3 separate regions of the Homo sapiens genome follow, and all the other regions are linked to region 3. Evidence: chromatin contacts called from ENCODE Hi-C or POLR2A ChIA-PET data. All regions are on one chromosome and are shown on one strand. The core of a region is the stretch at or near the end of the contact, and the rest is flanking DNA. Distances in the headings are between cores, read along the strand shown. Region 1 overlaps GNG12 (G protein subunit gamma 12). Region 2 has its middle 13 kb from the start of LINC01702. Region 3 has its middle 39 kb from the start of GADD45A.

Evidence for each region. A loop is a pair of places that touch in the nucleus more often than their neighbours do. ChIA-PET counts read pairs that join two places held with the same protein, here RNA polymerase II (POLR2A). Pooled maps may share reads with other maps.
Region 1: a pooled map shows a loop between it and region 3 (4-fold over the local background). The contact joins two enhancer-like sites. A Hi-C loop is called at or near these places in 1 of 168 maps with a recorded cell type or tissue (cardiac septum), 1 of 37 single-sample maps with no recorded cell type and 11 of 50 pooled maps. POLR2A ChIA-PET finds 5 or more read pairs at or near these places in 4 of 52 experiments (MCF 10A, OCI-LY7, activated T-cell and 1 more).
Region 2: a map of HepG2 shows a loop between it and region 3 (3-fold over the local background). The contact joins two enhancer-like sites. A Hi-C loop is called at or near these places in 1 of 168 maps with a recorded cell type or tissue (HepG2) and 4 of 50 pooled maps. POLR2A ChIA-PET finds 5 or more read pairs at or near these places in 1 of 52 experiments (GM12878).

What each region holds. Positions count from the first base shown.
Region 1 is chr1:67,758,929-67,761,628 of GRCh38, forward strand. The region is part of intron 2 of GNG12 (G protein subunit gamma 12); the gene reads right to left. The region is part of intron 1 of LOC105378781 (a long non-coding RNA gene); the gene reads left to right. Among named protein-coding and RNA genes, the nearest start is that of GNG12-AS1, 72 kb to the right of the region's middle. Within about 2 kb of position 1,368, at least 21 of the 41 ENCODE cell types and tissues checked have a DNase peak (open chromatin) inside an H3K27ac peak, as active enhancers do.
Region 2 is chr1:67,534,217-67,536,916 of GRCh38, forward strand. No RefSeq gene overlaps it. Among named protein-coding and RNA genes, the nearest start is that of LINC01702, 13 kb to the left of the region's middle. RefSeq lists an enhancer at 1,270-1,564. Within about 2 kb of position 1,360, at least 3 of the 41 ENCODE cell types and tissues checked have a DNase peak (open chromatin) inside an H3K27ac peak, as active enhancers do.
Region 3 is chr1:67,644,772-67,647,471 of GRCh38, forward strand. It overlaps the pseudogene HNRNPCP9. Among named protein-coding and RNA genes, the nearest start is that of GADD45A, 39 kb to the right of the region's middle. Within about 2 kb of position 1,425, at least 18 of the 41 ENCODE cell types and tissues checked have a DNase peak (open chromatin) inside an H3K27ac peak, as active enhancers do.

The DNA of each region.
Region 1 (2,700 bases), core at 118-2,617, 110 kb after region 3:
TACAGTTAGGGAGAAAGAATAAGTTTTAGTATCTGACAGTACAGTAGAAAAATTAGAGTCAACAACAATTTATTGTATATTTCAAAACAGCTAAAAAAATGTGCAATGTTCCCAACACAAACAAAAGATAAATGTCTGAGGTGATGGACAGCCCAATTACCCTGATTTGATCATTATACATTGTATACATGATCAAAATACCACATGTATCCCCCAAATATGCACAACTATTATACAACAATAAAAAATGTTTTAAGAAGTTAGGGGTGAAATCCAGCACATGGAACAGCATATACATCCCACAGTACTAATGGAGGCCAGAGGGCATGTGGCTTTGGGTGGGAGGAGTGTCAAGATCTCTATGGTTCCTGCGTAGGCAGTCTTCTCTGTGTTGGCTAACTATAGTCTGAGAACTATTCACCTCAGTAAACACTGGTCAAGTGCCTAACTGCATCCAAAGTACTGTGGGAGACAATACAGTGTAGCCATTAAGAAAACGAATTCTGGAATCAGGTAGGCCTGGGTTTGTGTTCGGACTCTTTCACCCATTCCCTGTGTGACCTGCGAATATCTGTTGGCTGTAATTATTATAATCTTGGTGCACCTCAATTTCCTCATCTACAAAATGGACATAAGAACTATATGTACCTCAAAGAGTTGCTGTGAGAGTTAAATGAAATCATGCAAGTATGATGTTTTGTATAATACCTTATACATAGTAAGTGTGCAATAAATACTAGTCATTGTTATTCCTAGAAGCTTCCCCAAATTATTTTAAAAAGAAGGCACCTAGATCTAAATGACAGTCCATGTAACAAAGAAAACCCTTACTTGAGCAATTTCAGTGAAGGCCATTTTTCAACAATGCTCACTCACTTCCCTCCACTCTGGGTCCCAGTCATGTATAAAACACTCTGCTTTGTGTTGACTAAGCTCCACAGTGACATTCCAAGGAGTTCTGGTGTCCCTCCAAATATTCTAGGCTGCCCTTTTAACCTGATACTGATACCCTGTCCACTCTACTGTTTAAGGGGCTATTTAAAAATTTGGCTTTGTAAAGCAGGGAGCAAGGCAGAAAGCCTTCAAAGCTTTAGCAGTTGGCGTGGCAAGGAACAGAAAAGCAGCATTTTACAGTATCAAATACCAGAAGTAGCCCTCATAACCACTAACTTTGTAGTGCTCTTCCTTCACTGTGGCGAAGTGCTGAGCATGTTACATGCATTACATTACTGAAACCAAGGCCCTGTGACGTTCCAGTGAGTCCAAGGTGCTAGCTGGTGTGAGTACAGCTGTGGGCTCTAATCTATGCTTTGCTTCAAAGTCCACGCATGCAAATCCTGGGCAACTCCCTGAGTTTCCAAGGCAACTCAGCCAACTCATCCAGAGGTAACTAGCTTCCAATAACTGTATAAGCTCACTCCCATCATTTGGTAGGTTGGTAGGTCAATCAGTTCAATTTATTTTTATTTTTATTTATTTTTTGCTTTCTCTGATATTTGACCAACCACGACACCTAGTGGCCAGTGGAGCACAAACATGGGTTGCCCGAAAAGGCTGATGGACGGGTGATGTGTGTCTTTAGCTTTAAGACACACGTTGCTCATGACCAGGAAAAACCTGATGGATCGTGTTCAAGGCAAAGAAACCAAGGCACAGAGAAATGAAGCGACTTGCCTAAAGTCAAAGCTAATGTAGAACTGTGTGGAAATACTGAACCTTAGTGTTAGAACTCGTATTCTGATTCAGACTTGGCCTAAATTTGATCCTCAGCAAGATACTTTCTTCAGTTATTCAACAAACATTGACTGGGCACCTCCTGAGTAAGGCACTGTGCCAGATGCCGGGGACATGACAGTAAGCAAGGAGGACACGTCTCGATCCTTGCAGTCAAATAGGAGGGGAAGATAAACAGAGAATCCACAATAACAATACCAGCTAATATGTATTAAGGACTCTGCTTCAAGAGTTTCATGTACACCAACTCGCTTCATCCTTGACTTGAAACAATCCTATAATGGGGGTGCGATTATTATTCTTGCTTTGAAAATGTGCAGGAGAACATTTAAGTTGTGGGTAACAAACAGGGCTCCTATGCCTTTCTAGGTCTAAGTTTCTGAAATAAAGTTGTGCTAGATACTGGAAGATTTCTAAGACCTCTTTCCAGATCAGTTTCCCTTCACTTCTAGGATTCTGGGGTAAAGCTGGGATTAGACCTTGGTCGGTTTTCCTGACCAAGAGTCTAGTGTTCCCTCTCTATACACTGTGCTGGTCAATATTTATGAATAACAGCTGGAAGTTATTGAATGCTTACTCTGTGCCACGCCCTGAATTTCTCAGTTCAGGCAATCTTCTTCACAACCTATGAGACAGCTTTAAGATACAAATAATAACTGAGTGAAAAATCATGCTCTAAAATAGTTTAAAAGATTTCCAAGATAAACAGAGAGGCTTCCAACCTCACTCAGCTGTAGCATCCTGAATCTCTGTTCTGTCTGATTTTGTTGAATGGTGGATTTAAACCTTATGTATTGGTGTCCTCAGGCTCTCATGAAGGGAATGGATAATGGGTCCAGGCAAATGGTTCAATGATGAGTTACTGTCTAGGGAAACAGGGGGCATCTTGTTCAATAACAACATTGCTTTGGGGTAATTCTGGGTCCCTAGAAGTATCTACAAAGCCTGCAAGGTCAAGTGCAGGTC
Region 2 (2,700 bases), core at 110-2,609, 110 kb before region 3:
TGAGACAGAGTTTCGTTCTTGTTGGCTGGGTTGGAGTGCAATGGCGTGATCTTGGCTCACCGCAACCTCCGCCTCCTGAGTTCAAGAGATTCTCCTGCCTCAGCCTCCCGAGTAGCTGGGATTATAGGCATGTGCCACCACACCCAGCTAATTTTGTATTTTTAGTAGAGATGGGGTTTCTCTATGTTGGGCAGGCTGGTCTCAAACTTCTGACCTCAGGTGATCCGCCTGTCTTGGCCTCCCAAAGTGCAGGGATTACAGGCGTGAGCCACTGTGCCTGGCCTTACCTGTTATTTTCTATACTCCTATATCATTTGCATTTTTTAAAAACAAGCACGCACTTCTTTTCCCATTAAAAAAAGAACCGTAATATTTTTTCATGACCCTGTCCCAGAAAACTCTTCTGTACTCACATGGCTAACTCAAACACTGTGGTGTACACTGCTGAGGGAGCTAGTTGTCTCTCTTTTTGAAAGAAAATTAAAAGGAAGAGGAAAGTCCATATTTATTTTCCTTTGTACTCTTGTAGAGGTCATCTAATCGGAAGTGTTCCAAGCTGCTTTAAAGCCCCTCTCCTCTTTAAAGTGGTTTACAAACATTAGCTCAGCACCCTTCAGGGCCTCATAGTGAGGCGGGCTCATATAAGAGGCTAGTGAGTCATAAGGAAGTGGCAGCTGTGGTTGCCATGTCAGTGGTCCTAATAACACCCCTAACATGTGTCTCTGGCTGTACTGTGCTCAAAGGGCTTTCTCCTGCATTATCTGGTGTAACCCTTCTATGACCCTTGGGAAGTCAGGTCAGTACTGCTATTCCTTTATTATATAACAGATGGAGAAATCTATAATATAGGTTCTGGAAAGTGAAATGATAAGCCCAAGATGGGGAGGCCAGTCAGCATGAGGGTTTCACATCACTTATATGTCAATTACTGCACAGCACAAAAGAGAGGATCACTAATGTCAAACCTCGTATAACATAACTTTGACATTGGGGAGGTAGGAGAGGGAGAAGAGCAAACAGTCTTTCTGCCTAATCTGCCCCTTTTTTTCTTTCCTCCCTTCTTTCTTTCTATCCTCCCTCCTTCATTCCCTCTCTGTTTCTACTCCATTGGGAAAAGAAGAGGTGAGGAAGAGGACCCTATTAGAGAAGTAAACAGATCATCACAATTCAGCAGCCAAGTTTTATGCAAATTTAAATTATGCCACAGATTTGAAGCAATGTGCCAAAATATATTAATCAAGTCTCATTTATATGCAAATATTGAAGAAAAGAGAAGCTTCTCACACTGTAAATTAGTCGAGTTTCTCCAGTTCAATACAGGAAGGCTGAGTGACTTGCAGGTGGTGTTCACACTTTTGCCACATGGGGACGCCACCACCGTTGGTAGCCGGACATACTGGCACTCCGTCAGGGTGGAATATGTGAGCATTGCATAACACAAAGTTTCACTCACCCTCATCACTCAGCTTGAAAGGACCATTAACACAGTTTTCTCTCCCATTAAACTAAATTCCTCAAAGGCAAGCTTAGACTTATTCTTTTAAACCCCATCTCCTAGACCAGTGTCTGACATATAGTAACTTACCATTAAGATTTTTTTCTATTAAAAGTATTCTTTTTTTCTTTTCTTTTCTTTTCTTTTTTTTAAGACAGAGTCTTACTGTGTTGCCCAGGCTGGAGTGCAGTGGCGTGATCTCGGCTCCCTGCAACTTCCGCTTCCTGGGCTCAAGCGACTCTTGTGCCTCAGCCTTCCAAAGTGCTGGGATTAGAGGTGTGAGCCACTGTGCCCAGCCTTAAAAAGTATTCTTAACACAAAAAATTTCAAATATATCCCAAAGTACAGACTATAATATAATGAATTCCCTTGTACTCATTATCCAGCTTCAACACCTACCAACTCATGGTCAATCATCTGTCCTCTATATACCCTATTTCTTAGAATCAAATACACAAATGTAAATATTTTGGTGTAAGACACTGTAAAAAAGAAAAGAAAAGGAATGTAATTGCTAGGCCTCTCTCACTGACTTTAAAATACCTGGGTGGGTGGCGGTGGGCAGAGTGGAGAGAAGGAGCATTTTTCTAGAGGTCGCAGCGTTTTGTGGAACAATTTCCTGTAATGGGAAAAATTGAGACGGGTAAGAGGAAGGAATAATGATTATTACATGCCAAGTGTTGTGCATTATTATTTAATTTCACCTTTCTGGGAGATAGAGGTATGACGTACCCATTTTAAAGATGAGGCTCAGAGATGTTGAGTGCTGTATCTTCAGCAAAGCTGGGATTGGAACCCAGCTGTGTGTGGCTTCAAGGTCTGTATTCTCCACCCTCTGATAGGACGAACTTGCAATGCATATCAAACCAAATCCACCCATGGTTTGAGGCTCTCCCTCCCGCCCATGTACCTAAATCCAGCTTCATTCATAGGGCCTTGGGGGACAAGCCCCTGAGGGTTACTCCAGCCCTTTGGAGAAGGGAGGGTTTCCATGCCCAGAGTGTCAAAGGGGAATTCAGTTTCTTATTCAACAGAGCTCATTTCCTCTTGTTGCTTGTCCTAAGAAAATGACTGCCTGGAGTCCCAGAGAATTTGTAAGTAAATTTGTAGGCCAAGAGTGGTGGCTCCCACCTGTAATCTCAACACTTTGGGAGGCTGAGGTAGGAGGATTGCTTTTATCAAGGAGTTTGAGACCAGCCTGAAAA
Region 3 (2,700 bases), core at 175-2,674:
CCCATGGGGACATTAGCCTAAGACTACTTGAGACAGCTCTTCTACAGTTTGTTGTACATAATGAGAACTCAGTAAGTCATCACTAAGCATGAGAATTTGTCTTTTCCTTTACAATTTTATTGACTTACCCAGGTTCCTTTGAGGCCCATCTCTTCCATAAACCCTCTGTGATCCCTCCAGCCTGCAGGGGTACTCCCTCTTGCAGGCCCATAGTACTTACTTAATTGATACTTAATCATATACTATCTTGAAACACTCTTCATTTCTTTATCCTAACTTGACTTTTTATATGTCTAACTATGTTGAAGGCAGACCCCATGTGTTCTTCTTTGTATCTTCCGTCACATCTAGCAACATCCAGGTACTGGGCTGCTGTTCAAAAATATCTATAAAAGAAGTCAGTGAAAGAATAAAAGAGTAAAGACAGACATCCTCACTCTCTTGATCATGGAGTGGTATTTACCTTAAATAGCACTTAAGCCAGTTGCAAATTGATGGTCTAGGTTACTATTATTATATCGCATAGATTCTCAGGTTCTACTTCAATATTTGATCCAATGTTTATCCCTATTTTTAAATTTTGGATTAAAATTACCAATTTTGGATTCATGGTATTCTTACTCACTTTACTGATGCTCTAGTTTTTTCCCCCTATATTTCTTTTACTCAGATTGCAAAGAACTTATTCTAAATCTCTTTCCATTTCTTCCTTGAAAATTCTCCCTTCTTACATTTCTGCCACCTAGGGACAAATGTACTTCAAATATTCCTTGGAACTCTGTTCTACTATCCCCTCCACTTCCCAAATGTGGTAGTCTCTGAAGGCCTGGACAGAGAGGGAAGGCCTGACCACAGTGCCTATAGTTGGTTAGTCAAAATGGAACCAAAGCTAGTGTGTGGCAGCCAAGAATTGCAGCAGCCTAAGTCCCCAGGGCATGCTGACGTACAAACATGGGAAGCCAAGGGCCTACGCCAGTTTCTAGAGGCAAACAGAAGGGATCAAAGGTCAGCAGCTCTGCAGAAGCTGGAGCAAAGTGGAAGCCAACTAGAAATGCAGCGCACCAGCATGGCACATGTATACATATGTAACTAACCTGCACAATGTGCACATGTACCCTAAAACTTAAAGTATAATTAAAAAAAAAAAAAAAAGAAATGCAGCAAAAAACTTTCCAGGCAGTTCCAAGAAGAGCATTGGAAGGGCCTCACTCTCCATTATCAGTCAGAAGCCACATGGCACATGGAAGTGTTTCCCCTGCATGCACAAAGGGAAGAATGAGAGAATGCTTCCTAGTACATCTTCTTTTCCCAGGCTCACATTTTTTATAGTTAACTTAGGCTATTTTATTTATTAAACAAAGTTAATTGCCTCCATATCCTCTGAGGACTGGGCTGCTCCAGAGTCAGCTGGCCCCTTGCCTGGCTGCCTGCACATTTGCAACTGAAGGACACCATCAGTTTGGACATGTCAAGGATGCCAGTAGGATGGTGGTTTCCCTAGGCTGTTTGCCTGCTGGAGAGCCTCTAACATGCCTGCAAGGAGGGGAAAACAGAGAGAGAGAGAAAGGCAATAAAATGTGGAAAAAAACAGATCTATATCTAGTCCTAGAACAGCAGCAATGTCCAGAGGGCAGCCAAAAGCCCAGTGAAGCAAGTAAAAGATAACAGACTGCAAGCAGCAGGCAGCAACTGACAGATTTCTCAGAGCAGGCAGGAGGTAGTCTGAGCAATTATACAGGGATAAAGCTGAGACCCACAGAGGCAATGAAAAGAGATGGAACAATGCCAACAAAGGCTTGAGGGTAAAAGGAGCATCACAGGGAAATAGGAACAAAGCTTCATGTGAGCCATTAGATACCAGATAAAGAAAGTTCCAGATCGATAAGACATATTGGGTCATCTAAGAGGAAGGGAGGATGATGGGAATGGATTTTTCAGGACAAGTGTTTTAAAAACCTTGTTTTATCTAAAAAAAATAAAGATGAGCTCAAAATGAGATCACTGGGGACTGTCACTTCAGCCCACAGCTGCCATAGTATAGGAGGGGGGGCAAGGACTTCTAGAAGTGCAAAGTCACCCCATTGACTCATTGAGGGGACTCCCTGAGGTGTTAGACATCTGTTACTGGTGGCCCTGGATTGGGCTGCTGGCTGCAGTGTAAGGGAACAATGTGGCAGGACAAAGGGAGAATTCTGGTTTCTGAATGCAGCAAGGAAGATCTTAATCTATAAGGAAAGTGGCCAGTCGCTAGGAAGACAGTCCGTCCAGGGATAGAGAGGCTCATGGCAAGGGCAGGCTCAGGGGAGGCAATTTGATTGATTTGATGGAACACTTAATGTTATCTATGTAGGTGACAGTGACTCTCCCTGTTTTTACCAGGAAATTTCTATGAGGGCATGGGTTTGTTTAGGTATGCAATACTCAGCACTCGTTTGGCACTTAGCCTCCCTCTCCTCCCTTAACCTTCTGCCACATCCTCTGGCCCATTTCCAAACCTGGATCATTTCCATGATCCCTTTTTCCCTTATCCTGGGGCCCTGAGCCCTGGCCTGCCACACGTCCACTGTGAGGCCTGGACAGCCTAGAGCCTGCTAATGATTTTTCGTCCATTTCTAAGCCCACTTGCCACAAACTTTTTTAAGTGTCTGCTCTCAAGTGAGCTTCATTTTAATAAAAAGGAGTTCCTTCTATTTCCACCCC